Linked DNA regions of Homo sapiens: all the other regions are linked to region 3. The links are chromatin loops, found by intact Hi-C in ENCODE. Cell type or tissue: heart left ventricle. All regions are shown on one strand. Links, peaks and the distances in the headings refer to the core of each region. The heading gives the core; the rest is flanking DNA.

Region 1 (10,831 bases), core at 281-8,280, 100 kb after region 3:
CTCCGCCTCGAGAAAAAAAAAAAATGTGTAGCCCAGGATGCTCAAAGGGTGGGGCCTTCTCAACATTCCCACCATCCTCATGGCAAACCCCTGGATTGTAGAGGGATTCTGCTTCTCTTTCCCCTCCTTTTTTGCATTTGAATTTGGATTACTGGGTTTTATTTCTACCCCTCCCCTGGCAGCAACAGATCTTTGCCCATTCCCTGAGACAGAGAGAATTTACTGCTTTTGCTTTTTTTCTTTCTCTTTTCTTTCTTTTTTTTTTTTTTTTTTTTGTGACGAGTCTCCCTCTGTCGCTCAGGCTGGAGTGCACTGGCTTGATCCTGGCTCACTGCAGCCTTCCCCTCCCAGGTTCAAGCAATTCTCGTGCCTCAGTCCCCAAGTAGCTGGGACTACGGGTGTGCGCCACCACGCCGAGCTAATTTTGTATTTTTAGTAGAGACAGAGTTTCACCATGTTGGCCAGGCTGGTCTCAAATTCCTGACCTCAGATGATCTGCCCGCCTTGGCCTCCCAAAGTGCTGGGATTACAGCCATGAGCCACTGTGCCCAGCCTGCTTTTTTAGAAGAGAAGAGTCCAGAGGAAGCAGGTGGGGTCTGTGCCTGTTCCTGAGCAGCTGGATGCCCACCCCACAGAGAGGTCTCTCTCCGGGCTCTTTGCCAGTCCCCATCTTCCTTGTGAAGTACGGTTTCTGATGGAGGTTTATTAAAAAGGGCTTATGAATGAATGTGAACTCCCTTTGTATCTGAGGCCCCCAGCTAGTCCAAACTCACATGCCAACCTACACTTGGCCTTTAAGACTTCATTAAAATTATAGCCGATTTCCTGTTGCCAACTAGTTTGGCAGTAACCTCTTTCTCCTGCGCTCTGCCAAAGGTGAAGGGGTTCTTGTGTTCTGTCTTTGGAGAGGCTTCTGTTGTCTCTCTTTGGCGCTGAGGTTACTTGGTTGCCTTGCAACCTCAGCTTTCTGATGGGCTCAACAGAAGTTACAATTTGGTAGATTATCCAGCTTTTCTCATTATGATATTGGGAGGGAGAGCCTTTGTAGCTTTCTACATTCTAAGCCCATTCCACAAATCTTTATTGAATGCATACTATGTGCCAGGCATTATTCTAGGTGCTGGGGATAAAGTAGTAGAAAAAACAGGCTGAGCACAGTGGCTCACACCTGTAATCCCAGCACACTGGGAGGCCAAGGCGGGCGGATCACTTGAAGGAGTTTGACACCAGCCTGGCCAGCATGGTAAAACCCCATCTCTACTAAAAATACAAAAATTAGCCAGGCGTGGCGGCAGCTGCCTACAAACAGCTACTCGGGAGGCTGAGGCAGGATAATTGCTTGAATCCACGAGGCAGAGGTTGCAGTGAGCTGAGGTTGCGCCACTGCACTCCAGCCTGGGTGACAAAGCGAGACTCTGTCTCCAAAAAAAAAAAAAAAAAAGTAGAAAAATAGATCTGATTTCAAGAGATTTATATTCAATTGAGGAGAGGCAGATACAGATAGATAGAATATTATATATCATAATATTAGATGCCAATAAGTTCTATGAAAAACACTTAAGCAACTGACAGATAAGACAACCATAGTGTATTGGCCGGGTGCTGTGGCTCACGCCTGTAATCCCAGCTCTTTGGGAGGCTGAGGTGGGCAGACCACCTGAGGTCAGGAGTTCGAGACCAGCCTGGACAACATGGTGAAACTCCGTCTCTACTAAAAATATAAAAATTAGCCACGTGTGGTGGCATGCGCCTGTAATCCCAGCTACTCGGGAGGATGAGGCAGGAGAGTCGCTTGAACCTTGGGAGGCAGAGGTTGCAGTGAGCCGAGATCACGCCATGGCACTCCACCTGGATGACAAGAGTGAAACTCCATCTCAAAAAAAAAAAAAAAAAAAAAAATTAGCCAGGCATGGTTGCGGGCGCCTATAATCCCAGCTACTCAGGAGGCTGAGGCAGGAGACTCGGCTGAACCTGGGAGGCAGAGGTTGCAGTGCGTCAGGATCACACCACTGCACTCCGGCGAGACTCCTCAAAAGAAAAAGGAGAAAAAACATTTGATTTCAAGAAATATATATATATATATATATATATATATATATATATATTTTTTTTTTTTTTTTTTGAGACAGAGTCCCGCTCTGTCGCCTAGGCTGGAGTGCAGTGGTGTGATCTCGGCTCACTGCAACCTCTGCTTCCCAGATTCAAGCGATTCTCCTGCCTCAGCCTCTGAGTAGTTGGGATTACAGGTGCCCACCACCATGCCTGGCTAATTTTTGTATTTTTAGTAGAGATGGGGTTTCACCATGTTGGTCAGGCTGGTCTCGAACTCCTGACCTCATGATCCACCCACCTCAGCTTCCCAAAGTGCTGGGATTACAGGTGTGAGGCACCGCCCCCGGCCAGAAATATATATTTTTGTATTCAATTAGAGCCAGATAACATATAGATAGAATATTATATGTTATAGTATTAGATGCTAAGTTCTATGAAGAACACTTAAGCAACCATAGTGTATAAATGGTACCTCCTACCCCTTCCTCCCCTATTCGTGTAGATACTGTCTATAATTTACTGCTTTTGTTTCCCTCTCCTCAATCTCTATGGTGGAGAATGGGCTAGACTGCACTACTCTGATAATATAACTTAGTAAGATTTCAGCTCCAAGTAGTAAATGGGACCATCATTCCCATTCCCATCAGGAAGGATAAAACTGCTCATAAACATGCCCGGTATTCTGCATAAGGCCAAACTAGTACCCGGTGGACACAAAGCACAGGTGTTATACTTCGACTCAATACAGGAAGAACTTTTAAACCATCAGAGCTACCTGCAAAAGTAATGTACTTTTCTGGAAGATAATCAATTTCCCTTTCTTGGAAAAGTTGCAGCTTTGGGTTTATAAGTTACATTGTCTGCAAGCTCCCAACTGCCACCGAGGGTCTCCAAGCAGATAGGTGGAGTGTACATTTCCTGACTTCTAACAGTAGAAAGCCTCCACCAAAGGCTCTTCAGGATATCCCTAGGAAGCTGCTCACCTGTGCTACTCAGCACTGATTCTTTAATTTCTTTGTACAGATGAATAAACCATGGTTTATTTTATTTTACTTTTTGAGACAGGGTCTTGGTCTGTCGCCCATGCTGGAGTGCAGTGGTGCGATCTTGGCTCACTGCAGCCTCGACCTCCTGGACTAAAGCGATCCTCCCACCTCAGCCTCCCAAGTAGCTAGGACTACAGGCCCATGCCAGCATGCCCGGCTAATTTTTGCATTTTTTTATAGAGACGGGGTTTCACCATATTATCCAGTCTGGTCTTGAACTCCTGAGCTCAAGTGATCCTCCCGCCTCAGCCTCCCAAAGTGCTGGGATCACAGGCATGAGCCCCTGAGACTGCAAATAAACCATGCTTTAGAGAAGGTAAGTGTCTTGACCAAGGCCACAGAGCTAGGAAGCAGCTGGCTGAACTGGGATTGAGGCCAAGGTAGTGCCTTTGATGCCAAAACCTGCTGTCCTTCCTCACTATCACCCAACCTCTTTCCAGTGGCTCCACACCCATTGTGGTGACAGAGGCACCTTCTGCTGAGTGTAAACTCTTCTGGCTGGAATTGTTTCCCAGAGGGTAGGGTGCAGCCCCGAGGGCCGGGGTTAAAAGTCAAGCTTCTCATCTGGACTCATCAGTTCTGACTGAGCACTTCTGCCTCAACCCGCACTGCCATCTCTCCATGAACGTGACACAAAAGCCCTTGGTTTCAGAAAGCCAGTTTCCGGGCAAAGAAAGCTTTCCACCCAGGGCCTGGCGTGAGCTGAGGGCAAGAATTAAAAAGAGTCGGGCGCGGCGGCTCACGTCTGTAATCCCAGCAATTTGGAAGGCCGAAGTGGGTGGATCACCTGAAGTCAGGAGTTCGAGACCAGCCTGGGCAACATGGTGAAACCCTGGTCTCTACTAAAAATACAAAAATTAGCCGGGCGTGGTGATGTACGCCTGTAATCCCACCTACTCGGGAGGCTGAGGCAGGAGAATCGCTTGAACCAGGGAGGTTGCAAGGAGCCGCAATCGCGCCATTACACTCCAGCCTGGGGGACAGAGCGAGGCTCCGTCTCAAAAAAAAAAAAAAAAAAAGGGAAGGCCACCAGCTAAGGTCCGGCGTCAAGGCACGGGCCCTCCGTCCGTCTCGTGCCGAAGGAGGGCGCGTGCGCCCCTTCCCCTGCCTCTGACCTTTCCATGGAAGCAGCCCGTTAGGCGAAATGGCGATCGACCAGGCGAAACGTTGGTGGATCCTATGGCAGCGCGCGTGGCAGGCAGCCACACCCGGGCCCGGCTTCGCCCAGCGCTAAGGGCGTGGAGCCGCGCCGCAAATGGCGCGCGAGCCTCCTGCGCACGCGCGTGCAGCGCCTGGGGTCGGGCCAGCGGCGCGGCTGAAGCGAGGGCGGGGAGGGAAAGCGAGCGGCGCCTGCGCCCCGGCGGTGGACGGGCCCGGTCGTGGGCGGGGATTGGGGCGGAGCCTGACCGTTACGCGCAGCCCCGCCCCCGCGGCCTCGTCGCTCCTGCTGAGGCGGTAGCCGCTTTTCGTCGACTCTTACCGGTTGGCTGGGCCAGCTGCGCCGCGGCTCACAGCTGACGATGGGGGACCCCAGCAAGCAGGACATCTTGACCATCTTCAAGCGCCTCCGCTCGGTGCCCACTAACAAGGTAGCGGCCGCGGGCGAGTGCGGGCCTGCCTGGCATCCCTGCGGGAACCGGCGGGAGGCCCCGCGGGCGCCAGTGCCCGTGGCTTGGGAGGCGGGGCCGGCGCGGCCTGTGACACGTCGCACTGTGGGGCCGCGGCAGCCTGGCCGGGCCGGGGCGGGCGGGGCCGGGCAGCTGAGAGGCCCGGGCGGGAGGCCGCAGCGCGGGGGTCCTCACGCGAGCCGGGGAGCGTTCCCGGGGGCGGCGGCGCGGGCACACCCCCCGGCGAGCTCTTGGGGCGGGGGGCGAGCACCGGCGGCTCTGAGCGGAGGCGGGGGCGGGGGCATCCTCGGGGGCGCTGCGAGGAGGGAGCTCCCGGCTCGGAAACCCCGGCTGCTGGCGCCGGATGCGGGGAAAGCGCGGCTCCCCCAGCGCCACCCTGGAGCTCGACCCCGCCTGTTGGAGCCGGCTTGGCTCCTCGGGCCTTGCGGTGCCTGCCTCAGTTTCTCTTCTGATAAAGTTGCCGAGTAGTCTACGCTTTGGCTTCCAGCTTTTGTCGCTTTGGCCAGGGAGGCTCACCACAGCCTCCTCCCTCTCCTCGGTTCTCTTTGGAGATGGAGGTTTCCTTTTTTTTTTTGTCTCCAGAGGCTGTTCTCTCCCTGGAACTTTTACAGCTTTGCGCAGCTGGCTGGAGGCGTTGGGGTGACGCAGGGGGCTAAGGTGACACGTCGGGTCGGAGAGGGACTTGGAGAGTGCAAAGGGCTGTCGCGTCAGCGTGGGCTCTCCCCGCCCCTCCTGTGACACGAGTGTTGTCTGGTTCCCACTGTCACTTCCCGAAGGGAACAGCTGTTATTGAACCTCGATATGCTGGCATAGAAAGTTCCCGAGTGTTACAAAATAGGTGTTTCTGTTGGTTTTAAGTCTTGATGGTACAGGGGAGCCCATATTTTTTCCAGCCTAGGTGAGGAAGGAAACAGTTTATTGGAGGTGATGTCTGATGGATGTGGGAAAGTTAAGAGAAAGGCTCCAGGAATTCTCCAGTGCCCGTTTCTTTACTGTTCTCTTGATTTTCACATTTTTATTTATTTATTTTTTTAGAGACAGGGTCTCACCCCGTCACCCAGGCTGAAGTGTAGTGCCTTGATCCTAGCTCACTGCAGCCTTGACCTACCCAGCCCAAGCCATCCTTCCTTCCCAGCCTCCTGATGAGGCTGACACCACAGGGCTGTACCACCACGCCCAGCTAATTGTTATTATTAATTAATTAATTAATTAATTTTTGTAGAGACAGGGTCTTGCTATGTTGCCCGTGCTGGTGTCAAATTCCTGGGCTCAAGCAGTCCTCCTGCCTCCTCCTGCCTTGGCCTCCCAGAGTGCTAGGATTACAGGCATGAGCCACCATGCTGGCCTTAATGTTCTTTTTTTTTTTTTTAACGTTTTAATTTTAATTTTTTTGAGACAGAGCCTTGCTCTGTCGCCCAGGCTGGAGTGCAGTGGTGCGATCTCAGCTCACTGCAACCTCTGCCTCCTGGGTTTGAGCAATTCTGCCTCAGCCTCCTGAGTCGCCAGGATTACAGGCATCCACCACTACACTCAAGTAATTTTTATATTTTTAGTAGAGACGAGGTTTCACCATGTCAGTCACTCTGGTCTCAAACTCCTGGCCTCAAGTGATCCACCCGCCTCGGCCTCCTGAAGTGCTGGGATTACAGGCGTGAGCCACCGCGCCCAGCCTTGATTTTTAAATTTAGATTGATGTGTTTATAAAGAGTGGGTCCTGTGTAACTTAGTCAAGATTAGGATCTGCGGTTAGCAATGTGTAAACTATATTTTTTTGTCACCTTTATCTCAGAAACATCAACATGTATTCTCTTTGATTTAATTCAAAGATAATTTTAAATTAGAAATCAATGTCTTTATATCAAGAGGCTTTTGAGAGACAGGCTTGTATTGTCCAAACTGCTACTTTCTAGGTATGTCACCCTTGGACAGGTTACTTGACCACTTTGTCCCTTTTTTCCTCCTCTGAAAATGGGGCATGAACTAGACCTGACTCAGAGGGTTATTGTGAAGATTAAATGGAATAATCCAAGAAAAACACTTAGAGTAGGAACTGCATATAATAGTCTTCAATAAATGGCAGCTGTTTTTATGATGAAGAACACACCTGTGAAAAATTTATATTCTGTAATAAGATTAATAAAAGCAATGAGCAAAAATGTTTTCTGGTAATGTTTAACAGTAATGTGCTATATTTCTTGGTTGAGACCTTTTATTTGATCATTGGTTTGAAACCCTTACCTAAACGAAGATAACAATAGCATTTTAAAATTGGGGTCATAAAAGACAGCTCTAAGATACATGAGCCAGGAAAGGTAATCAAAGAAAAACAAGTCGGCTTACTTTTAGAACATGGTATCCAATTTCTTCGTCTCATGTATGATGATTTACTCTAGATCAAAGGTCATGAGGGTCAATTCTCTTTTTTCTTTTTCTTTCTTTTTTTTTTTCTTTTGAGACAGTCTAGCTCTGTTGTCCAGTCTGGAGTGCAGTGGTGCGATCTTGGCACACTGCGACCTCCTCCTCCCAGGTTCAAGCGATTCTCTTGCATCAGCCTCCTGAGTAGCTGGGACTACAGGCGTGTGCCATCACGCATGGCTAATTTTTGTATTTTTAGTAGTAATGGAGTTTCACCATATTGGCCAGGCTGGTCTCAAACTCCTGACCTAAAGTGATCCGCCTGTCTCAGCCTCCCAAAGTGCTGTGATTACAGGCGTGAGCCACCGCACCTGGCCAAGGGTGAATTTTCTTGTTTGTGGAAATCCTTCTTTGTTGCTATACCATTCCTTACTTTTATATAGATTGGGTTATTCATTCAACAAGTATTCATTAAGCACCTATGCTATGCTGGGCACTGTGTAGAGCATGAAAGGTATGTACACTGATGGTATGTTCCTGTCCTCAGGGAACTTATAGTCTAGTGGACAGATGAAGGGCAGATGCAGGACGGCAGGTGGTATGTTTTCTGCTCTGAAGCACAGTGTGGTGGAGCGGGAAGAGTGGCTCTGGGAACAGACTGCATGGGATCCAGTCCCCATTGTGGGCATTTCCACTAAGGAATTACTAAGCAGTGGCCACTTCTTATCTGTCATACTTAATTCAGTAATTCCTTAGTTTTCTTTAAAATGGAGATCAAGATTTACCGCCACCATCCCACGCCCGGAAGGGCTCCTCATGCTCTCTGCAGCATGGTGCTTCTGTCGCTTACAGAACAACTTGCCTTTGATGATTTTCAAGAGAGTTGTGCTGTGAGGTGGCAAAAGTATCCAGGCAGCAGGATGCCAGTGCCTCAAGGAAAAAATGGTCCTTTTCGGCAATGTGTTCGGTACTGGGGGCTTGGCCCTTGTGTATTACCGCATACAAAAGACTTTTTCCAGGGCTTTGTATTACCAGTTGGCATTGGAGCAGGTGCATAGCCATCCCAAGGCACAGGGAGCTCTGGGCCCTCTTCTCAACATTCACTGTCTCAAACTCACCAAGCACAACTTTGTGGACATTGCTGATGCCAAGTTGAAGATTCCTAGCTCTGGATCCAAGTCAGAGGGCCATCTCCATGTCAGCTCATCCAGAAGTGCCCCTTTCAGAGGTGGCACCTTGATGAGGTCTTCCTAGAGCCCAAGGATGGCCAGCAGATTCCCTTGTTCAAGCTCAGTGGGGAGAATGGTGAAGAAGTGAAAAAGGAGTAGAAACGATCCAAAAGACCCAGCTTTCTTCTAGTCTGGCCTTCCCTTATCTCCACCATGTGCCCACCAGGGGTGATGGCCCATCTGAGTGACAGACACTCCCGTAAGCTAATTTTCCAGCCACCAGTGGAATGATTGTATGTGCTGGCATATGGTAATTTTGGTATAATTCTAACTTGGGCACAACGAATGCTATTGTCATTTTTAAACTGAATCAGAAAGAAACTCTTATTATAAGATAATTTATGTGAAAGTTCTTTGTTTAAGAAAGCACATGATAAAAGGAATCAGAATTAAGAAAACATTCATTGATTTAAAAAACAAATAAATAGGCCGGGCGCGGTGGCTCACGCCTGTAACCCCAGTACCTTGGGAGGCTGAGGCGGGTGGATCACCTGAGGTCAGGAGTTCAAGACCAGCCTGGCCAACATGATGAAGCCCCGTCTCTACAAAAATACAAAAATTAGCTGGGCATGATGGCGAGTGCCTGTAATCTCAGCTGTTCGGGAGGCTGAGGCAGGAGAATCGCTTGAATCCAGGAAGCAGAGGTTGCAGTGAACCAAGGTCACGCCACTGCACTCCAGCCTGGGCAACAGAGAGCGACTCCATCTCACACGCACACACAAATAAAATAAAATTAAATAAATAAAATGGAGATCAAGACTAGCTACATAATTTGTGAAATGTACAAAATGAAAATGCAGGGCCCTTGTTTGAACAGTATTAAGAATTTCGGCCAGACACAGTGGCTCACACCTGTAATCCTAGCACTTTGGGAGGCCAAGGTGGGTGGATCATCTGAGCTCAGGAGTTCGAGACCAGCCTGGGCAACATGGTGAAACCCCATCTCTACTAAAAATACAAAAAATTAGCCAGGCGTGGTGCCATGTGCCTGTAATCCCAACTACTCGGGAGGCTGAGACAGGAGAGTTGCTTGAACCCAGGAGGCGGAGGTTGCAGTGAACCAAGATCACGCCATTGCACTCAAGAGTGGGCGACAGAGCGAGACCCTATCTCAAAAAAAAAGAATTTCAAGATGAGGCTAGGCGCGGTGGCGCCTGTAATCCCAGCACTTTGGGAGGCCGAGGCAGATGAATAGCTTGAGCTCAGGAGTTTGACACCAGCCTGGGCAACATGGTGAAACCTCATCTCTACCAAAAAAAAAAATTAAAATTAGCCATGCATGGTGGCTCATGCCTGTGGTCCCAGCTGCTCGGGAGGCTGAGGTGGGAGGATTGCTTGAGCTCGGGAGGCAGAGGTTGAAGTGAGTCGAGATCATATCATATACTCCAGCATGAGACCCTATCTCAAAAAAAAAAAAAAAGAATTTCAAGATGAGACAGCAGAGCATTAAGCCAATCACACACTCTTTTATTCTAAGTGTGGGGCCCTCTGCGACTGCATAGATCACACACATGCCCAGGAAGCTGGCCCTGATGGGGATGATCATAGTACCTTCTACTAGTACCCTACTAATGAAAGCGTTGTTAGGAAGATGAAATTGGCTAAAGTGCCAACAATAGTGCCTGAATTAAACACTCAATATTAGCTGTTATTATTATTTGTATACTAATTATTCTCATCATTAAACAAAACAAATTGTCAGTCAAAAGCTATTTCTTGCTCATCACCATAAGAACTGATGTTCTGCTTTAAAAGCCACATCTTGACTTTGGTTTGGGATTGCATATCAAATCAAAGCGCAGTCCCTGCTTCCAAAGCATAGCCTCCTGGTATAGCAGGAGGATCAAGGCAGCATTTATGGGAGCCAGACCTGTATTTCTCACCACTTCTGACCTCCACACGTCCCAGTCTCCACTTGTTAGCTCCTCTACCCCTATAAACTGCTCCACCATGTGCATTCGCATTTAGTGAGCACCTGTGTTGTGCCAGGCATGGTGCCAAGCTCAGGTGAATAAGGTAGACATGGCCCCCCCCTCATGGGGCTACATTTTAGCAATCCCTTAGCTTAGGTGATGGGTCCGGAGGATGCCAAAGCTGCCTGCCTCATTAGGAACCTCACTGCTCTCTTCTTGTAGCCAGTCTGGTGACCACCTCAGAAGTGATTCTCAAACTTGGCCTGCTCTGGGCTGTGTACCCAAAATCTCTGCCATCACCTCTACCAAAAACCCTTTGCATCCTGTCCTTGCTTACTAGGAAACAATCTTGTAACTAATTGTCTTGCCCACTGGACTGCTAGACTGTGGGCTCCATGTGGGCAGACTTCCTGAACCACGCTGGTATGTCCACTTGGTATGTGCCAGGTACACTTGATGGTAAGTGCACAGCAACTGGTAGTTGAGTAACTAGGTGAGAAATTACACACAGCCTGACGGGGAAGAACAGCACCTTTTGGCAGAGTCTGTCGTTTTGTTTGATGCCCCACAGAAGAGGGTTCTCCTAATGGCCATCACCACAGGGCGTT
Region 2 (10,831 bases), core at 1,863-9,862, 91 kb after region 3:
AGCTCCCCCAGAAGCAGCATCTACCACTCCAAGAGGGAAGCTGGGCCAGAACTCAACCCACACAGGCTGAAGTGTGCCCTTGCCCCTAGGCTACACTTGTGGGAAAGGCTGCCTTACCACCACCACCCCAACCCCTGACTCAGCAGGGAAGCCAGGGCCTGGGGGCTGTGCCCAATGGCCTAGCTTCTAACCAGTCTTCAGCCTCCTCCCCTCAGCACCCAGAGTGCCAGCCTGCTGTCCCCAGACACTCTTCCCCTGGGCTGGTTATCAGCTGCCTCTGCCCAGTTTGAGAAGTTGGGTTTTTTTGTTTTTTTGGATTTTTTTTTAATGTGCCTTTAAGCCATCTTCATCCAGTTTCTGATATCTTTGGTTGGGGTTGTTACCCCCGACTTTGTTGGTTTATTTGTTTATAATTTCTAACTCCTTTTCAATCCTGCCTATTGGGTTTGACAGTAATTTTGTAGATTTAAAATGTTTCTTCCAGATCCAAGTAAATTGTCAAAAGCAAACTGATTGAAATGAACCTTCTAATCACCAGTTCACATTTGCACAATGTGAAAGCTTTCCTGTCCGTTCTATTTTCTGTGTTATCCTGCTTTTTAACAATGCAAAATTAGCTCCCAGCCAGTGTGGCTTGACTTACGTCTCTTGCGGTGTTCTGGCTGTTTGCCACATGGTAGTGTGGGGTTACAGGCCTCATCCTAGCCTCGGTAGCCTGGATCCAGGCCTGTGAGAGCACAGCAACCAATGAAGGCAGGACAAAAGAAACGCCAGGGGCCCGAGGCACGAAGCGGTGGAAAGAGATGGTGGTTCATCGTGGCTGCTGCCCTGTGGCCCCTGCATCTGCTCCTGATGCCTCTGGGTTAGATCTGCAGGCGCACTGGTCTGGCAGAAGCGGCACGACAGTGGGAGGCTGAGCCAGTGCTTACGCATGTCCCACCCTCCCAGGGTTCTTTAGTGTCTTAACACTTAATCTTCACAGTACCCCCAGTCCACAGATGAGGGCCACAGGCCCAGGGAGTGGACGCAGTTGGTCCAGGTCTCCCAGCCAGTGAGTGATGGCTGTGGGATTTGAGCCCAGGCAGTCCGGGGAGCACTGGAAGCCCCAGGTATTAGCTCCGCAGGCATGTTGACCAGCATTGCTGCCATACAAAATCCAAAGCATCAGGGAAATGCTAAACCAGGGGGAAAACTGCATCTAATTCTGAAAAATGGACCAAAAAATGCCAAAGAGAGTTACAAAACTTCAAACTTAGCAATAAAGGCAAAACAGCACTGGGACTATTTCTTTCCCACCAATTGCTTGCTCCTGACGAGGTCCGAGCCAGCAGGCCCAACTGGCCTTCCCTGCAGTGAGTTACCAACCAGAAGCACACAGGCCCCTGCCCACCCCTGGGCTCTGAGCTGCTCTGCTTCCCTAACCTGGCAAATGCCAGACCTGGGGCCCTACCCTAGTGCCACCTCCCCCTCACCACCCTAGTCTGCCTCCTTGAGACCAGGATCCATCAGTTCCTCTCATCTCTGTATCTCCTCTTCTACCCAAGGCCTGGCCAGAAGTAGGAGGTCCTTCAGGTTGGAACAACCAAAGATAAATGGAACCACGTTAATACATTAGAGCCACAGGGAGATTCCAGAACAGCGCCAGGGGCTCCTTCTCAGGGTCTCAGGAAGGGTTGACACATGGCACCGTGCACAAGTCATCAGCCAGGTGCTGGGGATAAAATGACAGGTATGACTGTCAGACATGGTCCCTTCCCCTCGCAGCCTGGAAGTTGCAGAGGAGAGGGATTAGCAAAGGCAGAGAGACCCCAGAGACAGCTGCTGGGAGCAAGGCGGCCGGGGCCCTGGGGAGGGGACAGAAGAGGCCCAACGTGAGGGAGGGGCACAACCGAGGGACGATTCCTGCCACCTGGCCAGGGTGGTGAGGAAGGCACAGCCCTATGGAGCTGGATGCCGCAGTCTCAGTGGGAGCCACTGTGGCAGCTGAGAGCAGCTTGTTCCAAATTACTGTGTGAGACTGTCATCTCTAGGTCTGTCAGAGGCCCATGACCAAAGAGGCAACTTAAAATGCATGCATTTAGTAGAGAAATGACCAGGCCCTCGGCCTGCCCGCCACAGAATGCCTGGCCCTCCACCCTCTGTGGGCTCAAAGCTCGTGAATGCGGCTCTGTAGCCCACCGTCGGTGTCATACCTCTCATGGAGACGGCTCCCTCTTTGTCTTGCAGGGGATGAGCTGACCAAGATGGAGGACGAGGATGAGCAGGGCTGGTGCAAGGGACGCTTGGACAACGGGCAAGTTGGCCTATACCCGGCAAATTATGTGGAGGCGATCCAGTGATGAGTCGGGGACAGGCCAGCGGGGGGACGGAGGCGGCGGGCCCAGGAGCCTCAGCCAGCCACGTGGGCATCCACTCCTTTTCCTGCAAGAGATGATGGTTCCATTGCTCTTGGCTTCATGGTGTTCCTGGAAGGCAGATGAGCTGGTCATTTCGCCTGGGACTCGGCACCTTTCCGAGTGCAGCTGGAGGGATCTGAGCGCAGGAAGACGCAGAACAACAGAAATAGCCGCCCCTCCCCGCCCACTGTGCCTGTTGGCCTATCATAGATCTCTATGTTCTTGACTTTGTCTCTCCTTTCCGAGTCAATGGTGGGTTACACTGATCTTGTTCCACTGATTACTCTCTCTGACGAGTCCATCACCTGCAACTTAAATGAACAAGCTTACATCCCATTTTGAGTGAAGATTTTGAGGTTTTTAATTTAAAGGCTGTGTACAGTTATACTTTTTTATACACCTGTTCATTTCTACTTAAATTATGGCACAGATTGATGCGCACCAGTCTTGAGGAAACGATCTCCCTATTCCCTTACCCTGTTACTCAGCCACGCCGTGTGTAGGCTTAGCCTCAGGTGGCAGATGTTTGAGGAAAGGAATTATGCCAGGAAGGTGGGACCGGGTTATGGTCGGGTTTCTATTGGGAATGCTCTTTGTGCTTTTGGGCATCTGAATGGAAGCTTTACATAGAACCTTAGGTAGAACTCCCCCAAATCGCCATATTTAAAAATTATTTTCACTCTATTCTTGCTTAAAACTGTACTCTTTTGCAAATTAACAATTTTATCACTGATTCAGAGTTAAAAAGAAGACTAACTTTTCAAGCAAATGCATCTGTAAAGATGCTTTAGATTAGACTGTCATGTCTCAGTGTCTATCTGTATATATTATTTGATATTCAGAGAATCTAAAGCACTCGTCTACTGTTTTAATGAGATTTAACAGCTTTTAACAGTGAGTTTCGTTTGTAAACTGCTTGAAGTCTGTGGCATTCAGGCACACGTCTGGCTGGCCGGCTGGGTCTCCTCCCGGGCTCAGTGGGCCTGGGGCCTCTCTGACGTGGTGCCTGCTGGAGGGAGGCTCGTCGTCACCAGCTGACTGCTGGTCCGGCTTCTGACCGGCCTTTGTCCTGGCTCCGTAGCAGAACACTGTAAAAGTGCCCGCGTCTTTGCAGTAGTTGCAGATTTCAGTCGTCGTGTTACTTGTGCACAAACAGAAGCTGGGTCTTACCCGCAGCACGAGTGTCTCGGGCTGCCCGGAGTCGCCCGGGAGCAGGTGCTGCAGCCAGAGTTACGCGGGGGCCACGCGGGCCGGCGGGGGTGGGGGGAACGTGGGGGAACCTGTGTTTCACGTGACTCAGCAGTGCCCGCCGCCGTCACCAGCTATGCATTCACTCCGTTTCCAGTGAGCAGATGTCTTGCTTGGAAAGTGGACCTGTGTCTGTGTCTGTCCTGAGAACTTACCAGCAGAAATCCTCATTTCTGTGCTACGGATTTACCAAAAATTGTCAAGTCTTTTTCAGTTTAACAGTTCCTTTACATGTGTAGTATTTGAGGAAAAAAATCAATAAACAGTTGATCTCGTGCATATGGAAGTCCCTTCGCCATCATCTGTCTTCATGCCCACTTCACTTGGCGGGGGTGGCCTCCCTGGGGCTTACTAGCTTTGGAGCTGGGCAAGATCCAGGGCACAGGACCCCTGCCCAAAAGGCCACGGCCCACTGCCCCTGCCAAACTGGAGGTTGGGGATTTGAGGCACCTGAGCCCCTTGGGGTTCCCTTCTCCCCGAGACCTGCTGCTGTTTGACCTGGGCTTCCACATGGTGCGGGCATCGGCTGGCGCCTCTCTATTGCCCCAGCCCAAACAGCAGGACAAGACTGACATCACCCATAACTCTCCTATGAGCACATTTTCCTGAGCACCTACTGTGTGCTCTCCACTTTTTACTTACATTATCTGCGTCTCCAAACATCTCCACAGGGTATGGGCAAGTCTCCCCATTTCCATTCTACCGAGGAGGAAACAGAGGCTCCAAGAGCCAGCCAGGGTTTCTTGAGGAGTCTCAGCCAGCCCAAAGCACTGAGCGAAATCCCTGAGGAACCACCCCCTCCCTCGCTGGAGAAACTGAGGAGGGAGGAGGCTTGGACTGGCTTGAAGACAGGAGAGAAGCAAGACGTGAGGGCGGCTGTGGCCACGCTCACCGAGCCCTGGGAAGGCTGCCCAGAAAAGCACGCCAGCTGGGCATGGGGCCTCACAGAGCACCTGGGAGGAGCAAGGCAGGCAGCTGCCCCTGCAGTGTGGCTTTGTCCCAGCTCAGCAAGGGTATGGGACAGATCCTTGTCACGCAGCCTCCTTGTCTGAGGGGTGGCGGGTCCCCTGCTCCCAGCTTCTGAGGAGTTGGAGCCCTACAGCGCAGGGCGGACACCCGGCTCGGCCCACAGCCCCAGGCTGCAGAGAAACAGGCAGAACGGGGTTGGGAGGGAAGGTGGGGGGTCAGAAGCAGGCTCCTGGTGCCAGTGGCCTCAGTCACTGCCCAAACACCATGGCAAGACCACGGTCCCCGCTGAGCTGGATGAAGCAACCTCCACTCTGAGGCTGGATCACACGGCCCCCCCCGTGAGAGATCTGGCAGGGCCTCTAACTGCCCATCTTCCCTCTCCTGCCCTGCCCTCAGGGGCCAGCTTGGAAACTTCAGCTTGTCTCTAGGCCTCAGTTTCCCCAAGTAGAAGTGATACTTTTCCAGTTGGAGAGTTAGAGCAAGAAGAAAAGGTGGCCTGGGCAACATAGTGAGACCTTGTCTCTACAAAAAGTTTAAAAATTGGTCGAGTGTGGTGGTGCATGCATCTAGTCCCAACTACTTGGGAGACTGAGGCAGGAGGATTGCTTGAGCCCAGGAATTTGAGGCTGCAGTGAGCCATGATTGCACCACTGCACTCCAGCCTGGACGACAGAGCTCTCGAGACAGTCTCAAAAAAAGAAAAAGGCCGGGCACGGTCGCTCACACCTGTAATCCCAGCACTTTGGGAGGCCGAGGCGGGTGGATCACGAGGTCAGGAGATCGAGACAATCCTGGCTAACACGATGAAACCCCGTCTCTACTAAAAATACAAAAAATTAGCTGGGCGTGGTGCCTGGCACCTGTAGTCCCAGCTACTCAGGAGGCTGAGGCAGGAGAATGGCATGAACCCGGGAGGTGGAGCTTGCAGTGAGCCGAGATCGCGCCACTGCACTCCAGCCTGGGTGACAGAGCAAGACTCCATCTCAAAAAAAAAAAAAAAAAGAAAAACGCCACAGGCACTCAGGAGCTGGTCATTGTCACGATTATGAGTGACACCATAGGCAGGGGCCCAGGGTTCTCTGCTGTCCATGGCTGCCCTTCGCTCCTCCCACAGCCACCACCCTGGATCAGTGCTGCCACCAACTGTCCACACCTCTTCGGGTCCCCAAGGCCCCTGAGTTGACACTAGGGGGAGTGTTAGCCCCAGAGCCCTCTCCTGGGCCAAAGCTACCTGGAGCTCAGGACAGGGGTATTTCATCATCTCTCTCCATCCTTCCCACAACCCAGAAATGTCGGGAGGGTGAGCAAGTGCTGCCAAGTGACCGGAGTAGGGATCTGGCTTTGCTGCAGCCTGAGCTAAAACTGGGCCTTCGGAGGTCCCTGCAGATGGAGAACAGGGCTGACCTCTGCTCTGGGCTCTGATGCCAGATCCTGGTCCACTCAGAAGCATGTAGTGAAGGCCCGACTGGGCAGCCTGGGCTGTGTCAAGGCCTCAGGCACTGGATAGGCCTGGAGGGAACCCGCTCACAAGCCATCGGGATAGGGATGGGGGAGGTTGGGAAGGACTTGTGTGGACCACCTGACCAACCCCCTCATAGTTCATGGGGAAACAGGACAAGTGAGAGGAAGCAGTGACTTCGCCGTGGGCACAGACCATGTGGTTTGGGAAGCTGAGCAAGGCCTGACCCCTGAGTGGCCCAACCTGGTGAGGGATCAGCTGGCTCTCCTTATGTATCCATTGTGCAGTCATTCATTCACCATGCATCTATTGAGCACATACTGTGTGTGAGACTCAGCGGTGCCAGGACAAACATGAAGAGAAGCCAATCTTGCCCTTGGGAAACTCTGGTAGGCTCAGAGAAGGACCTGTGTTATTCTGACACCATGATGGGACAGCCAGAGACAAAGGGCCAGAGTTGTCTTCTGAGAATGTGTGTGCTGGGTTTCAGAAGTCTCAGGCCTCCCAACCCAGGCTCCAAGGCCTCAGAGATCAGAGCACTGCTCAGTCCTTGAGCCGTTCCCCAACTTCCTGTAGGAAGTGTCCCTGAGTCCCCACCTGGGCAGGAGGCTGGACCACAGACAAACGGAAAATGCCTGAGCTTCATTTGCTGAAAAGTAGGGATGACTGGCGGGCACAGTGGCTCATGCCTGTAATCCCAGCAGTTTGGGAGGCTGAGGCGGGTGGATCACCTGAGATCAGGAGTTCGAGACCAGCCTGGCCAACATGGTAAAACCCTGTTTCTACTAAAAATACAAAAAATTAGCCGGGCATGGTGGTGGGCACCTGTAATCACAGCTACTTGGGAGGCTGAGGCAGGAGAATCGTGTGAACCCGGGAGGCGGGGGTTACAGTAAGTCAAGATTGCACCACTGCACTCCAGTCTGGGAAATAAGAGCAAAACTCTGTCTCAAAACAATGACAACAAAAAAACAGGGGTGATGAAGTGAGGATAACTTAAGGGGTGCTCAGAAGCCAAAGACCCTGCCAGGTGGGCACCCCAGCCTGTGGGTGCCCTGTAAGCTTTCCTTCCCCCACCCCTTTTCACAGTCCAAGGTCTCCCCAGAGTGGTGGCTGTCCGCTCTGCTCCCCTCCCTTGTCCACCCTTCCTGAAGCCTCCTCTGAGGCAGGGAAGGTCTGCGCCCCTCCCCAGCCCTTCCACAGACACCTGTGGAAGACAAAGGCCACTCTCTGGGCCTCGGTTTTCCGAATAAATGGGCTGCATCTCTGTGGCCCCTGTGGTGGCAGCAAGCAGAGGGGCCCTCAGGCCAGGACGGAGTCAGCTCCAGGTGCCAGCCAGTGAAAAGAACCAGGGTCAGGATGGAGGTGGCTCCACCACACCTGGGAGGATGTGCCCAAACTGAGCTAAATCTGGCCTCGCCTGCAGTTGAGGTACGAGGCTCATTTCTGGCCAGGCATGACCACCACCAGGCACAGGGTCGGAGGAACCACAGTGCTCATCCTCCCTCTAGCCTGGGTATGTGGCACTAAACCAAAAAGAAAAAAGAAAACGCAACAAATCTGGGACTATCCTATGAAACCCAGATTATATTGTTCTAGGCATCTACAAATCCTTTGTGGAAAGGGCTAGGAAAGGAAGGAAGGAAGAAAGAAATGAACTAAATAAGTGATGTCACTCTTAGGGGAAAGGATACCAGCACCAACGGCCAGTGGACCAAAACTCAGACGCCAGAGGAATACTAGGTGCTAGACCTCCCGAAGGTTGCAGAAACCCAGAGCGCCTTAGGGTTAGGGTTAGGGTTAGGGTTAGGGTACGAGGACCTAAAAGACCCTGAGCTCAACAGCATTCGGATCACCAAGGCAGCCGCCTCAGGGCATGTGAACTACATACAGTCACTGGCCGCTTCTGGGCAAAGACAGCCAGGTGGCCCTGCCACTTTATGGTATTTTCCAATAGGAATCTTAATTATTTTTTCCTGATTGTAAAAGGAACAAAGGCTCAGATGAAAATTTGGAAATTTAGTAAAGGTATTCAGAAAAACATTAGTTATCTGTGATCCTGACTTCCAGAGGTTACATTGCTAACATTGGGGTGTATTTTTTTCTGGTATTTTTCCTAACATATATGCACATGTGCCATTTTCTTTTTTTCTTTTCTTTTCTTGAGGTGGAATTTCACTCTCGTTGCCCAAGGCTGGAGTGCAATGGCACAATCTCGGCTCCCTGTGCCCCCCACCTCTCAGGTTCAACAATTCTCCTGCCTCAGCCTCCCGAGTAGCTGGGATTACAGGTGTGAGCCACCACGCCCAGCCACATGTGCTGTTTTCTTGTCGTCATCATCATCATCAATGTGTGTATGTGTCTTACAAAATTGGGATCGTACTGTAAATATAGTTTCGTTCTCCTGCCATTTGATCATGAGCATTTTCTCATGTCCCTAAATATACTTCAATTAAAAATAAACACCAGACATAGTGGCTCATACGTGTAATGCCAGCACTTTGGGAGGCCGAGGTGGGAGGATCACTTGAGCCCAGGAGTTCTAATCCAGCTTGGGTAACACAGGGACACCCTGTCTCTACCAAAAATAAAAAAAAAATTAGCCAGGCATGGTAGCACACACCTGTAGTTCCAGCTACTCAGGAGGCTGAGGTGGGAGGATCACTATAGCCTGAGAGGTCAAGGCTGCCGTGAGCCATGATTGCACCACTGCACTCCCGCCTGGGAAACAGAGCAAGACCCTGTCTCAAAAAAAGAAGTGAAAGAAGTAGAGGAGGTGGAAGGAGCAACAGGAAAGGCTGGCACACTCAAGTGTAACTTTTATTGAAAAAAATCTGGCTGGGCATGGTGGGTCATACCTGTAATCCCAGCACTTTGGGAGGCCGAGGTGGGAGGATGAGGTCAGGAGTTGGAGACCAGCCTAGCCAACATGGTGAAACCCCGTCTCTACTAAAAATACAAAAATTAGCCAGGCATGGTGGCACACACCTGTAATCCCAGCTACTTGGGAGGCTGAGGCAGGAGAATTGCTTGAACCTGGGAGGTAGAGGTTGCAGTGAGCTGAGATCGTGCTACCACACTCCAGCCTGGGTGACAGAGCAAGACTCCATCTCAGAAAAAAAAAAGAAAAAAATCCACATGTAAGTGGACCCATGTAGTTCAAGCTCAAGTTGTTCATGCGTGAAGTGTACTGTTTAGTGGCCGAATGATACTCATGCTGTAAGTCCCATGTTGCTGAGCATTTGCTTTGTTTCCCATTTTTCTCAGTTCTTAAGGTATAATTTATGTATATACTTTTTTTGTTGTTGTTGAGATGGAGTCTCCCTCTGTTGCCCAGGCTGGAGTACAGTGATGCCATCTTGGCTCACTGCAACCTCTGCCTCCTGGGTTCAAGCGATTCTCCTGCCTCAGCCTCTTGAGTAGCTGGGACTACAGGCACCCACCACCATGCCCAGCTAATTTTTGTATTTTTAGTAGAGGGGGGTTTCACCATGTTGGTCAGACTGGTCTCGAACTCCTGACCTCATGATCCACCCACCTCAGCCTCCCAAAATGCTGGGATTACAAGCGTGAGCCACTGCGCCAGGCCAAAAACACTCCTTTTAGTGTACAGTTCTTGAAGTTTTGATGAATGTATACAGTTATGTAATGTACTAGTCCATTCTCATGCTGCCACAAAGAACTTGCTCAAGACTGGGTAATTTATAAAGGAAAAAGGTTTAATTGACTCACACATCTGCATGGCTGGGGAAGCCTCAGGAAACTTATAATCATAGCAGAAGGGGCAGCAAACACATCCTTCTTCACATGGCAGCAGGAAAGAGACATGCTGAGCAAAGGGGGGAAAACCCCTTATAAAACCATAAGAACTCATGAGAATTTACTCACTATCATGAGAACAGCATGGGGGTAACTGCCCCCATGATTCAGTTACCTCCCACCAGGTTCCTTTCCTGACACATGAGGATTATGGGAACTACAATTCAAGATGAGATTTGAGTGGGACACAGCCAAACCGTATCACATAACCATCACCACAATCAAGATATAGAACTCTTCCGTCACCTCCCCAACACGTGGATTTTTGTTGTCAACCCCTCCTTACACCCCCAGTCCCTAGAAACCACTTAGATGTTTTCTGTTTCTACCTTTTCCAGAATGCCATAAGAATGGAACCGTGCAATATGTAGCCTTGTCTTTTTTCACTTCCCATGACTCATCTGACATTCATCTGTGTGGTTTCATATGTCAGTATTTTGTTTCTTCTTCTTCCTTCTTCTTTCTTCTTCTTCTTTTTTTTTTTTTTTTTTTTTTGAAACGGAGTCTCGCTCTGTTGCCCAGGCTGGAGTGCAGTGGCGTGATCTTGGCTCACTGCAAGCTCCGCCTCCCGGGTTCATGCCATTCTCCTGCCTCAGCCTCCCGAGTAGCTGGGACTACAGGCGCCCGCCACCACACCCAGCTAATTTTTTGAATTTTTAGTACAGACGGGGTTTCACCGTGTTAGCCAGGATGGTCTCGATCTCCTGACCTCGTGATCCGCCCGCCTCGGCCTCCCAAAGTGCTGGGATTACAGGCGTGAGCCACCACGCCCGGCTTTTTTTTTTTTTTTTTTTGAGACAGGGTCTCCCTCTGTCACCCAGGGTGGAGTGCAGTGGTGCAATCTCTCCTCACTGCAACCTCTGCCTCCCGGGTTCATGCGATTCTCATGCCTCAGCTACGTGAGTAGCTGAAATTACAGCCACACGCCACCACCCCCGGC
Region 3 (10,831 bases), core at 897-8,896:
CAGGCTGGTCTCCAACTCCTGACCTCAAGTGATCTGCGCACCTTGGCCCCACAAAGTACTGGGATTACAGGCATGGGCCACCGTGCCCAGCCAAGAATCACCTTGTAAAACACAATGACTGCCGCGGGCTGGGGAAAGGGTTGGGAATAGAGGGATGATAGCTAAAGGGTACAGGGTTTCTCTTTGAGGTAATGAAAATGTCCTACCCTTGACGGTGGTGATGGTTGCACACACCTGTGAATATACTAAATAACATTGAATTGTGCCCTTTAAATGGGTGAACTGTGTGACGTGAATTATATCTCAATAAAGCTGTTTTTTTTTTAAGGCAGTATAGTATTAGAGCGATGACAGACCAGTAGAGAAGTGGTGAAAAAAAAATTGTAGAAATTTTATTGTTTCCAAATGACACGACCTTTTGCCAAATATCTTGATTTTCATAGCAGGTCCCGTTCCATGGGAGGCACGGGTGTGGTAGAGAGAGGAGGGACTTTGTATCAAGTGGACCTGACTGAATCCCATTCTGCCCTTATTAGCTGGGTGACCTTGGGCAGATTGCTTATGTTCTGTGGTGGTTTCCTTCCCTGTAAAACAGGGCTAGGAGTACCTATCTTATAGTGTTTCAAATGAGCGTGGTAAACGTGGTACAAGCAGTCATTTTTACCATGCGACAATCATATAACAAAAGGCCTCAGATAGAAGCAGCAGCCTTGCTGGATCCTGTCCTGTCTTTGAGTCCTGCTAGGCTGATGAACTGGCCTGCTGGAGCTGCACTGACCGCTGGGCGAAAGAATCCCCCTGGGAAGTGCTGCCCTGCGTGTTGTTTGCCGCCTCTGCAGGGGGCCTGAGCTGATGGGTGGCGCTGCTGGTCTTTAGTTAACTTGGTGGACTCTCTGTTTCTGAATTTTCTTCCGCCTTAATCCACATGGTTTGAGTAGGCTGGTTGCACACTCTTGGAGAACCAGCACGAGATGTCCCTCATTTTATTTATTTGCACTTCTGCTCAGCCTGTACATTGTGGGCCGGGGCAGGGACCTTGGCTGCTTTGACTGTGGGACCCTAAGCACTGTGCCTGGCATTAATGTTTGTTGAATGAATGTCCAATGGTTTCCAGTCTTTGATGACAGAAGCCAGATCAGAACTGGAATTCCAGCTTAGGCTCTGCATGCCAGAGGCCAGCAGGTGAGCTTCCCTGAGCGGTTTCTGTCCCAGCATCACCTAAAGAGTGGTCGGGCAGCTGTATCACTGCCAGGGACAGGAGAGCTGCCTGAGTCAGTCTTGTCTTCTGCCATAGTCCACGTTTCCTGCCTGGAATCCACTAGTGAGATGTGGCTGACATGGGCAGGGAGAGGGTGTCTTTAGCCACACTGGAGATCTGGTCTGATGACTTCCTAGTCCCACTACTATTCAGTTCAAAGTCAGTTTTCTTTTTCTGCGCCGCCCCCCCCCCCCGCCCACACCTTGCTCTTGTGACTGGGTACTTGGGGCAGGACTCACAATGCCTCCACCCACCCCAGGCATCCAGGCTGCACTTTGCCTGAGGGCATGTGAGGGTGGCCCTGTGACTTGGACTGTGAATGGCTGCTGGGCTGGCCTTCCCTTGCCCTGTGCTGGATGTGGCCCTCACCCCCTACCCCAGACCTCACCCTCCACCCCCCACCCCCAGTTCTGCCTTGGGCCTCTTCTCCTTTTCCAAGTTCAGCTTTTTATTAAGCAGAAACTATCCAAGACCCAGTTCTGACCGTTGAGGGAAGTCAAGTTGGAGGGGCAGTGTTGTGTAGCCTGGCTTACAGGCTGGCTCTCCTTGCGCCAGCTGTGGGACACTTAGCAAGTTGCATAACCTCTCATCTGGGAAATGAAGATAACAATGCTTACCCCCAAAGAGCTATTTTCATGATTAGCCAGAAATAAAGTAAGTGCTGTGTAAATGTTTATTGAGCAGCCTGTGTTTGTTGGATTTAAAAGAAGAGAGTGAGTCTTTTAAACAAAAAGCCCTCCCATAACCAGCAGCCCTAAGTGGGGCTCTGGGACAAAAAAAAAAAAAGTTTTCTGGTATCCTGGCTTGGGGGAGGGAACAGGTAGACAATTTTTGTATTTTTTAGTACAGACGGGGTTTCACCATGTTGGCCAGGCTGGTCTCAAACTTGCTTCCCCAGAACTCAGGCGCTGCTTCTGTCTTAGTGGAGTGAGTGCTTGCCAGCTGTGGCGGGCGTGGCACTCTGGTGTTCATCTTCTGTGATGGTGCCGTGGATTTAACTAAGCCAACCACAGGATATAGTGAAATATGTGTTGACTTCTCTGCTTTTTTGGTGACGGGCTGTGTGGGGAGGGGTGGTAAATAATTTCTCAAGTAGTGTAAATTATTATCATATGTCAAGTAATAGAGTCTCATGTTATGTGGTCTTTGCTTTTATTGGTATTTTTCCATTAAGGAATTTCTTTTTCTCTTTTTTTTGAGACAGGATCTCGCTCTGTCACCCAGGCTAGAGTGCAGTGACGTGATCTCAGCTCACTGCAACCTCTGCTCCCTGGGGTCAAGCGATTCTCGTGCCTCAGCCTCCTGAGTAGCTGGGATTACAGGCATGTGCCACTACACCTGGCCAATTTTTGTATTTTTTAGTAGAGATGAGGTTTCACCATATTGGCTAGGCTGGTCTCAAACTCCTGGCTTCAAGCAATCCATTTGCCTCAGCCTACCAAAGTGCTGGGACTACAAGTGTGAGCCACCGGCCCAGCCTAAGGAATTTCTAAACACAAGATTTTTTTTTTTTTTTTTTTTTAATTGATCATTCTTGGGTGTTTCTCACAGAGGGGGATTTGGCAGGGTCATAGGACAATAGTGGAGGGAAGGTCAACAGATAAACAAGTGAACAAAGGTCTCTGGTTTTCCTAGGCAGAGGACCCTGCGGCCTTCCGCAGTGTTTGTCTAAACACAAGATTTTCAAAAGAGATTTTTAACCTACTTCGTTTTGTGTTATAAGGTAAGACTAGATGGCTGTTTTTAACTGAACATTTTTGAATGAATATGAGTAGCAAGAACACTGGTAAATAGTGTATATCCACTTAGCACAGTTTCCCCTTGCAGTATGTTCTTTTGCCAATTACGTATTTTCCCATCCCTACATACACCCGCTTGGGCCATGTTGAAAGGAGGAACCGCCCTGAACTGGCCCTGCCCTGGCCATTACCACTTAGATCCTGGCTTGCCAAGGGGAATGGGGGAGTGTGCATGTGTATCTTCTAGGAGGGCACCTAGCAGAAATTGATCCCTTGAAATATTTGTTTCCTGTCTGTTTTTGCAGGTTGGTTTCCATATCTACTCTTTCCTGTAGTGTCTGTATTTTTTGTTACTGTATGAGATTTTAAAAAGTGTTATTGAATAATATGCATACCTAAAGTGCACAGATCTCAAGTGTACATATCAGTGAATTTTCACAAGCCCAGCACACCCATAGCCAGTTTAAGAGCCACAGCACAGCTCCAAAACCCTCCTGGCACCCCTTCCTGCCTGCCTCCTCTTTCTCTTCCCTGTCCCGGCTTCGAAGGGTGTAGATTAGTTACGCCTTTTCTTGTGCTGGATCCAAAGGGAATCGTACAGCATGTATTCTTGTAGGCACAAGCATTTTAAAATCTTTCTCTCCTCACCTAAAGCTTTATTGTTTTTTTCTTCACTTTAAATTCTTTGTAAAAATTGAAGAAGCGAGGTGTTTTTATTTCCATGTAATCACAGTTGCGTATTTGAGTGTCCTAGTTCTTAGGAGACAGTCGTGCTGCTGAGAGACCATGGGGTCACCTGCCTGTCTCCAGGGGACTCTGTGTCCCCAGTCCTGTCTCCTGCATGAGGCTTCCTGTTCATCTGCTGACAGGCATTGCCTTGTTGTGTGTAGTCACAGAAGGAAGTTGACTTCCACATGTAGGGACAGTGTAAGATTATCCTGTGCAAGCAAGTCCCTGTCCCACTGACTGCTGTGACGCCCCTCAGATGCAGAGAGAGCATGCTGTCTTTTTTCTCTTGTAAGCAGGAGGATCCCAAATACAAGAAGATATTAGAAGACTCATGTATGGTGTAAGTTAGTTTGTATATAATTTGATTTTTTGTGTGTTGGGGAGGGGGTAGTATGAATTTTGTTCTCAGACCTCTTCTCCCTGATTTTCCGTGGAAATACTGAAATTTCTCTTTGGCCACTTTCTGAAAAGAGAGCTCTTCTGTGATGGCCACAGCAGGCAGGAGCGTGCAGTCTGGGAACCTGGGACTGTACAGCGAATGCAGCAGTGTATGGGAATGACCTTATCTCGGCAGCCAACAGGAAATGATGAAATGTGCTGGGAGAATTCAGCTGAGAGACAGAGGTCAGACATGCCAGCAGGGTTGGAAAGAGGCAGGTACGGAAGCTGAGCTGCAGAGTTAGCCGGCATCTGACAGAAAAATGTGAGTGTGCTGTGGAAGGCTTGCATTTCCTTTAAGGTAGACCTCTTTGAAAGTAGAATTTTCACGGAATTGTTTTCTTTCTCACTGAGTGACTGATTTAACAGAACTCTCACCTTCTATGCAAGCGCACCTAGTTTTAGAGCTCCGTGACGGCAATGTTCAATTAGTTCATTATTAACTGAGCAATGCAGAATGCTTTATCCAGGGTGCTTGGAGAAGATGTCAGAGTAAGTGTTTGATTTTCTTGGAGAATAGATTTCGGCTTAAACAAATGAAGGATTGTGTTTTGTAATTTTTGACTCTGGTTTTAGAACATACGTGCGTGTTTCCTTTCAAAATAGATGCAATAACTTTGCACCTTTGCTTTGGCATGTTTTAGAGTAGCTGACATACTTTAGCTGTATTTTTTTCTTACCGAGTAGCTAAATGAGTTACTTGAGTTAGCTGTTAATAGAGGGCTTTTCCCCCTACTTTAAGGCGTTAATGTTTATTACATGCTGCCATTTTCTTTCTTTACAGCCAAATCTAATCTACAAACACATAAGTGGGACTTGAGAGAGAAAGCAAATTATCTTTTCCAGGAGACTGTAATTGCTGTTTCATGACTGTTTACTGCAGAGTCTCTGATCACCTGCCACCGCTCCAGGACCCCTCCCGACCACCTTCCCATCCTCCCCCTCAGTTCTTCTCATTTCTCATCCCAGCTGGACCCTGTGCCCTCGTCCCCCTCTGAGGGCTGTCACTAGACACTGTTTATATTTTTGTCGGGTAACAAAATGTAAAAGTCTTATTGTTTTAATAACTGAGCAGCCTTATGTACGTATTCAATTGTTTCTTAGAAGTCATATTCTGGAATTTTTGAAAAACAGTGGCTCCCCTTTATTGCTGTGGTGCTGTAATTCTAATTAGATTTTTAAAATCCTGATACTTAAGTGACCCATCACTCAGTGAATTATACTTACTGGATTACTGATTGCCATTAAAAAGGCAGCATCCTCTCTCCGTCCTCCAGAAAATACTGTGCTGGTGCAGCCTGTGCCTCACAGAAAAACATGCTTTCTTGTTAGGATGTTACCTACTGTGAAGTGTGTGTTTCAAATACTTTTAAGATTGCATAGGAAAGGTTTCTAGAAACCCCCAAGGTATATAGTATGTCTGTCCGACCTTAATCGGGCCCATCAGTTTTGTCTTTGCTCTTGTAGCTCTGAATATCTCTTTCTTCAGATCCCTTCCTTCTTGTCAGTAAAACATCCTACTGAATTCTGCATGAATTTTAAATGCTGTATTTATGAAAACAGCAAAGAGGTTTCATAACTTCAAACCAAAGCATTTTTACAGGTATGAGATTTATGCCAATAAGTAAAAATACGCCTTCCTTTTTTCTTTTTAAACAGTGTTAGTCCTTTGAGACCCGTTTGCCCACCCACACAATTCTGTTATTCATTTGGTGGCATAATGCAGAAGGTGGGAACGCAATATTTAGAGCTGTAATGGCTCTTGGACTTAATATTCCAGGATCCTCACTTTACCAAAGGAATTGGGATCCAGAGGTGACGACTTGTCCAAGGTCACTCGTCTCGTTGGTAGCCGAGTGAGTCTGAAACCCTGGTCATGAGACTCATTACTCTTTCCATTACAGTAATCTGCTTTCTTCGCATTATTATCTTAAGATGAATATCACTTAGCTAAGAGTGTTTTTTTTTTCTACTGATGAGTCCGTTCATATTTGTTTCACTTTCAAACACTCAGCTTTTATTCAATAACTTTTTTGCTGTAAGTACCATTTGCATAGATGTATAGTGAATTACCTCAAGTACAAAGAGCATTGACATTTCTTAAAAATCAACAATTCTCTATATTATAAAGTTTTGCTTGCCTCTCCCCTAGCTCAGGGGAGAGACAGTCAATTGTTACTGATAGAAGCGGGCCTCACGATGGGATTGCTTGCCAGATGAGAATGCCAAACTTAATACAATCACAACTAATACAAGAAACAGACAAGCACTCAATTCTTCTTTGAAACAGGATTCTTCAGGGTGTGAAAGGGAAACCCCAAACCTTTAGCATTTCTGCCTTTCAGCCCCTATAAGGGAATACTGACTCTGTCTTGAGCTGAACTGAAGAGGTATTGGAATATGAAAGACTTTAAAATAATACAACATAATATAAATAAAGGAGAAAACGATTTAATTTATAAAAATGGAATTTACTCACAATTTTCCAGAATCATTAAAAATGGTCTCTGCTAAAAATTCAGTTTGAATCCTCTGAAATTCAGGTGTGGGAGTTAGTTATAAACAGGTATGCTGAGAACAGTGGGTGACTGTTCCTAGACCTCGGTGTGGCCATCACTGTCTGTCCAAAGTCACCTTAAAATACCTTGGGGAGGTTCACAGGATAGCGCTTATTTGTATTTTCTAAAGTATTTAGAATATATGCCTTGAAGAATTTCTGAAACAAAAGCACTTCAGGAAAACTGGCACTTTCATAAATATGTTAATTGTATTTGAAGTTGAATTTAATAACTTTACAACTATTTTAATTTATGAAACTGAAGAATGAAGTGGAATACATAAGCAATATTTTTATGCAGTGTGTCAGAACTGTCTTCCCTCCTGGTGTTCTAGTGGGCACTTTCTGTCAGTCTCCTTAAAGAGGTGCTGCTTTCATTTGGTGAGCCAGGCGACATTATCCTAGAGAAGAAGTGGGGCTGCAGGCTCAGGAGCCGCAGTGGCTTAGTTCGCTTCTCCCATAATTTAGTTACCTTTGTTCCCCAATTAGCATTTTATACTTACTATTATATTTTCACTATATATTAAGTATAGAATATTCCAATCGGCTTCCTTTTCTTAGTGTATAATTGACCTTCTTATCTTCTGCAGTCTATAAGTAACATTTGATATGCTTCCCTCCCTGGCCTCTAGCTTCTGCCCACATTAGTATAAATGTTGCTGTGCTTGTGAGATTTAAAGATGAGAAAGAGATACCAGACTGTTGCAGTGCTGGCATTGCTCCAAACTGAGAAGGGGTTAAACGGCAGCCCCCTGGGGCTGCTGTTGGCTTAGAAATCTCAGAGTTTGTGTTGTTGGTGTTTGGGCCTTTTTCATGTCCACCTCTGTCCAGGGCAGCTCTCCAGACCAGATTCTAGAAGTGGCCTCAGAACCTTCTCTAAGACTATGAAGAAACATCCCCCAGTATCCTAGGCCCTTAGAGTTTGGTAAAGAGGAGCATGTATGTGTGTGTCAGTATGGTGAGATAGTAATTAGACAAGGGTTATTGATTTGAATGAATGAATGAATGAATGACATTGTTTGCTTTTCCATAGTGATTACTTTTGAAGGCACTATAGTCACATTTCACTAGGTGGTCTAAATGCATTTGCATGTCACAGTTCTGCCTTGACACCAAGTAACAGGTTGTGTCTACCTGACGTCTCCTCCAGCCCTGGGGCTCTGGCCTAAGTTTTTTCTTATTAGACTCTGTCATATATGAATCATAAGACATAAATCTTTATGTGGGCTCATGGTACATATTTTATTTTGAGAAACTTAAAGAATCTAATAGGAAGTTAGAATTAATTTGAAATGTGTGCCAGTGGTCATCACAATAGTATGGCATTTAGATTATCTTTTTGTTAATGTGAAGGGTGCTATGAATTTCATACTCAGTCATGTTTCCCATCAGGATTTGTTCTACAGTGGAGTCCTTGAAGGAGAACAAGGAAGAATGATTTTGCTGGAAAATGCTTACTTGACGAAATGTTGATGTAATTAACAGGACAAAATGTTGAACTTCCCAATTTGGAACTCTCTCTTTGACTCTTAAATTCCTAACATAGATTGGTAGTGCTAGTTTAACAAAATAAATGAAGCACATGACAGTTTTGGGGATAATGAAATGACTTCTCTATCTTCTCTGCTATGAACTGACACATGAAGAAAAAATAGCACAGGGCGTAGTAGACTGATCACCAGTATCTATTGATTTGGAAGACAGAAACATTTGTTACTACTTTCCCATCTATAGGGACGGTCACCTCAGGTTCACTTAGTCAGATCCTACCATTACTGTGCAGGAAGAATGTTAGAAAGCAAGACTGTAAAGCCATGAAGGAAAGTGGCAAGACCACTTTTGGTGGATAAATCTTTCATACTTCACATTGAACTCGAAGACATTAAATTGAATCTTAGGTGTACCCAGTGAACTTCTGAGGTTGAAGAGTTTGCATTTGGGATGGTGGAAGTTGTCATGATGATGAAAAGTCATGATGTGAGGCTATGTAAACTGTACTTGTCCCAGCACCTGACAGCCTTTTTTTTTTTCCCCCTGATGCTATCTCCAGGTATGACAGCTTTTATTGGTAGACATGCAGGCACCTGAGTGAGCTCTGGGCTTATTTCCAGCCATCCGTTAGATCACTGCCTGGAGGGACAGTTCACCTGGATGCTGGCTGGCTGGATCAGTTGATTTGTTTTTTCGTTCGTTCGTTCGTTTGTTTGTTCATTCATTCATTCATTCATTCAGTTTACCTTCTTGGTCTCTTGTCCACGCAGTTCACATCAGGCACTGTGCTAGACTCTAGGGATCCATAGACGGTTAGGATTGAGTTCTGGTCTCTGAGGACCTCACAGTCCAGTAAGGTAAAGAGACTTCTAAGCAGCAGGGTGGTGAGTCTTAAAGAGCTATTGGGACCTTATTCTGCCATGAAGAATGGAGGAGATTGGGGGGAAACTCCAGTTTGATGATGAGTTTTAGAGGGAGTGGTTTGTCAGGTACCCAAGAGAAGCAGCGGGAGCAATATATGCAAAGGCAAGGAGGTCAGAATCTGCCAGACTTAGGAGCTTGTTGTGGCTGGAGTGCCGTTTATATGTGGACATGCTTCAGGAACATCATATTTATCAGATCCAAACCAGTTTGTTCTTAATTCTATTTTTCTCTTTGTGGCATTATCACCTACCATGCCTCCGAAATTTGAGACTTTGAATCCCTGCCCCCATCCCCCATTCCCTGGCATCATCCATCACTATGTCCTGTCTGTTTTTCCTCTTGGATATATTCCTCTTTCCTGGTCTTCTAACCATTTCCCTTTCTCCAGACTTGAACCTCCAGAACTGCGATGTCCAGTGTGGTAGCCACTAACCACGTGACTGTTTACATTAAAATTGACTAAAATTAAAAAGTCATTGAGACCAGTCTGGACAACATAGTGAGTCCTCTGTCTCTATAAAAAATAAAAAATTAGCCAGGTGCAGTGGCACATACTTGTAGTCCAAGCTTCAGAAGGCTCAAGTGGGAGGATCGCTTACACCCAGGAGGTTGAGGCTGCAATGAGCTGTGATAGTGCCACTGCACTCAGCCTGAATGACAGAGGGACACCCTGTCTCAAAAAAAAAAGTCAGTTTCTCACTTGGACTAACTACTTTTTAAGTGTTAATAGCTGGTGGCTGCCATACTGGACAGCCCAAGACTAGAGGCTCAATGGGCTGTTCTCCACTCTCTGTCCAAGGGAACCTTCCTTTATGTGCTTTTTGCTTTCAAGATAGGGTCTTGCCCAGTCGCCTAGGCTGGAGTGCAGTGGCATGATCTCGGCTCACTGCAACCTCCGCCTCCCAGGTTCAAGTGATTCTCTTGCCTCAGCCTCCCAAGTAGCTGGGACTATAGGCACATGTCACCATGCCTGGCTAATTTTTTGAGTTTTTTGGTAGAGACAGGGTTTCACTATGTTGGCTAGGCTGGTTTCGAACTCCTGACCTCAAGTGATCTGCCTGCCTCAGCCTCCCAAAGTGCTAGGATTACAGGCATGAGCCACCGCACCCAGCCTCATGCCTTTTAACCTTTGTACTTGCTGTTCTTATTCTCTCCAGAATACCATTCTTGCTCTAAGCATTCCTCTCTTCCCTGGCTTTCCTTAGGTGAATTTCGTCTCTTTTTTCCTCCAGTGTCCTTGTAATCACACAATCACGCTTGCCTCTGAGAGGGCACATATATGTTTATCGTGTGTCGAGACATCATAGTATAGTGGTTAAGCCTTGGGGACAGATTGTCTTAATTTCAAAACTAGCCGGTTACTTGCCAGGTGGCTTTGAACACATTACTTAACCTCTCGGAGTTTTAGTTTCTTCAGCTATAAAATGAAGACAATGGTTTTTTCCTCGTGTTAAATGAAACCCTTAGCACTGCATTTAAATATATAGCTCTCAAATTGTAGCTGAGAGCTCTCATTCTAGATAAATTCCCTTCCTCTGTTCATCAGCCATGCTAAAACCATTTAATGGTTTGTTAATGCTAATAATGCTGTTACGTTTCTTCTTTTCTGATTGTTACACCTTTTAGTTATTTTTCTTATTGCAGTGGCTAGGCCCTTCAATGCAATTTGCATAGACATGTAATTTTTTATTCCTG

Evidence for each region. Peaks named below come from ENCODE experiments on the same cell type or tissue, not always from the same donor. Only the 100,000 strongest peaks of a DNase experiment are listed, where the experiment ranks them.
Region 1: a loop joins it to region 3, with 3 times the contacts of the local background. A loop is called at or near these places in 15 of 110 quality-filtered maps.
Region 2: it touches region 3 in a loop (2.3-fold over the local background); 17 of 110 quality-filtered maps call a loop at or near these places.

Annotation. Positions count from the first base shown.
Region 1 is chr22:42,850,970-42,861,800 of GRCh38, reverse strand. It overlaps ARFGAP3 (ARF GTPase activating protein 3), which reads left to right and starts at 4,528. Exons shown (of 16, transcript NM_014570.5): 1 at 4,528-4,687. The coding sequence starts at 4,619. It also overlaps the pseudogene COA1P1. RefSeq lists a silencer at 4,253-5,002 and an enhancer at 4,525-5,369. In heart left ventricle, for the core only: no CTCF peak of the experiment used is centred there; DNase peaks (open chromatin) are centred at 4,470 and 5,390; H3K4me3 peaks cover 2,498 bases; H3K27ac peaks cover 2,207 bases.
Region 2 is chr22:42,862,865-42,873,695 of GRCh38, reverse strand. PACSIN2 (protein kinase C and casein kinase substrate in neurons 2) reads left to right here. Exons shown (of 11, transcript NM_001184970.3): 11 at 2,227-3,923. The coding sequence ends at 2,339. It overlaps LOC101927393 (a long non-coding RNA gene), which reads right to left and starts at 2,282. Exons shown (of 3, transcript XR_001755575.2): 1 at 2,193-2,282; 2 at 1,611-1,711; 3 at 1-1,204. In heart left ventricle, for the core only: a CTCF peak has its summit at 5,787 (motif pointing left); DNase peaks (open chromatin) are centred at 4,615 and 5,735; H3K27ac peaks cover 651 bases.
Region 3 is chr22:42,953,397-42,964,227 of GRCh38, reverse strand. The region is part of intron 1 of PACSIN2 (protein kinase C and casein kinase substrate in neurons 2); the gene reads left to right. Among named protein-coding and RNA genes, the nearest start is that of PACSIN2, 56 kb to the left of the region's middle. RefSeq lists enhancers at 1-289, 4,231-4,525. In heart left ventricle, for the core only: no CTCF peak of the experiment used is centred there; DNase peaks (open chromatin) are centred at 1,768, 2,181 and 4,257; H3K4me3 peaks cover 3,710 bases; H3K27ac peaks cover 4,232 bases.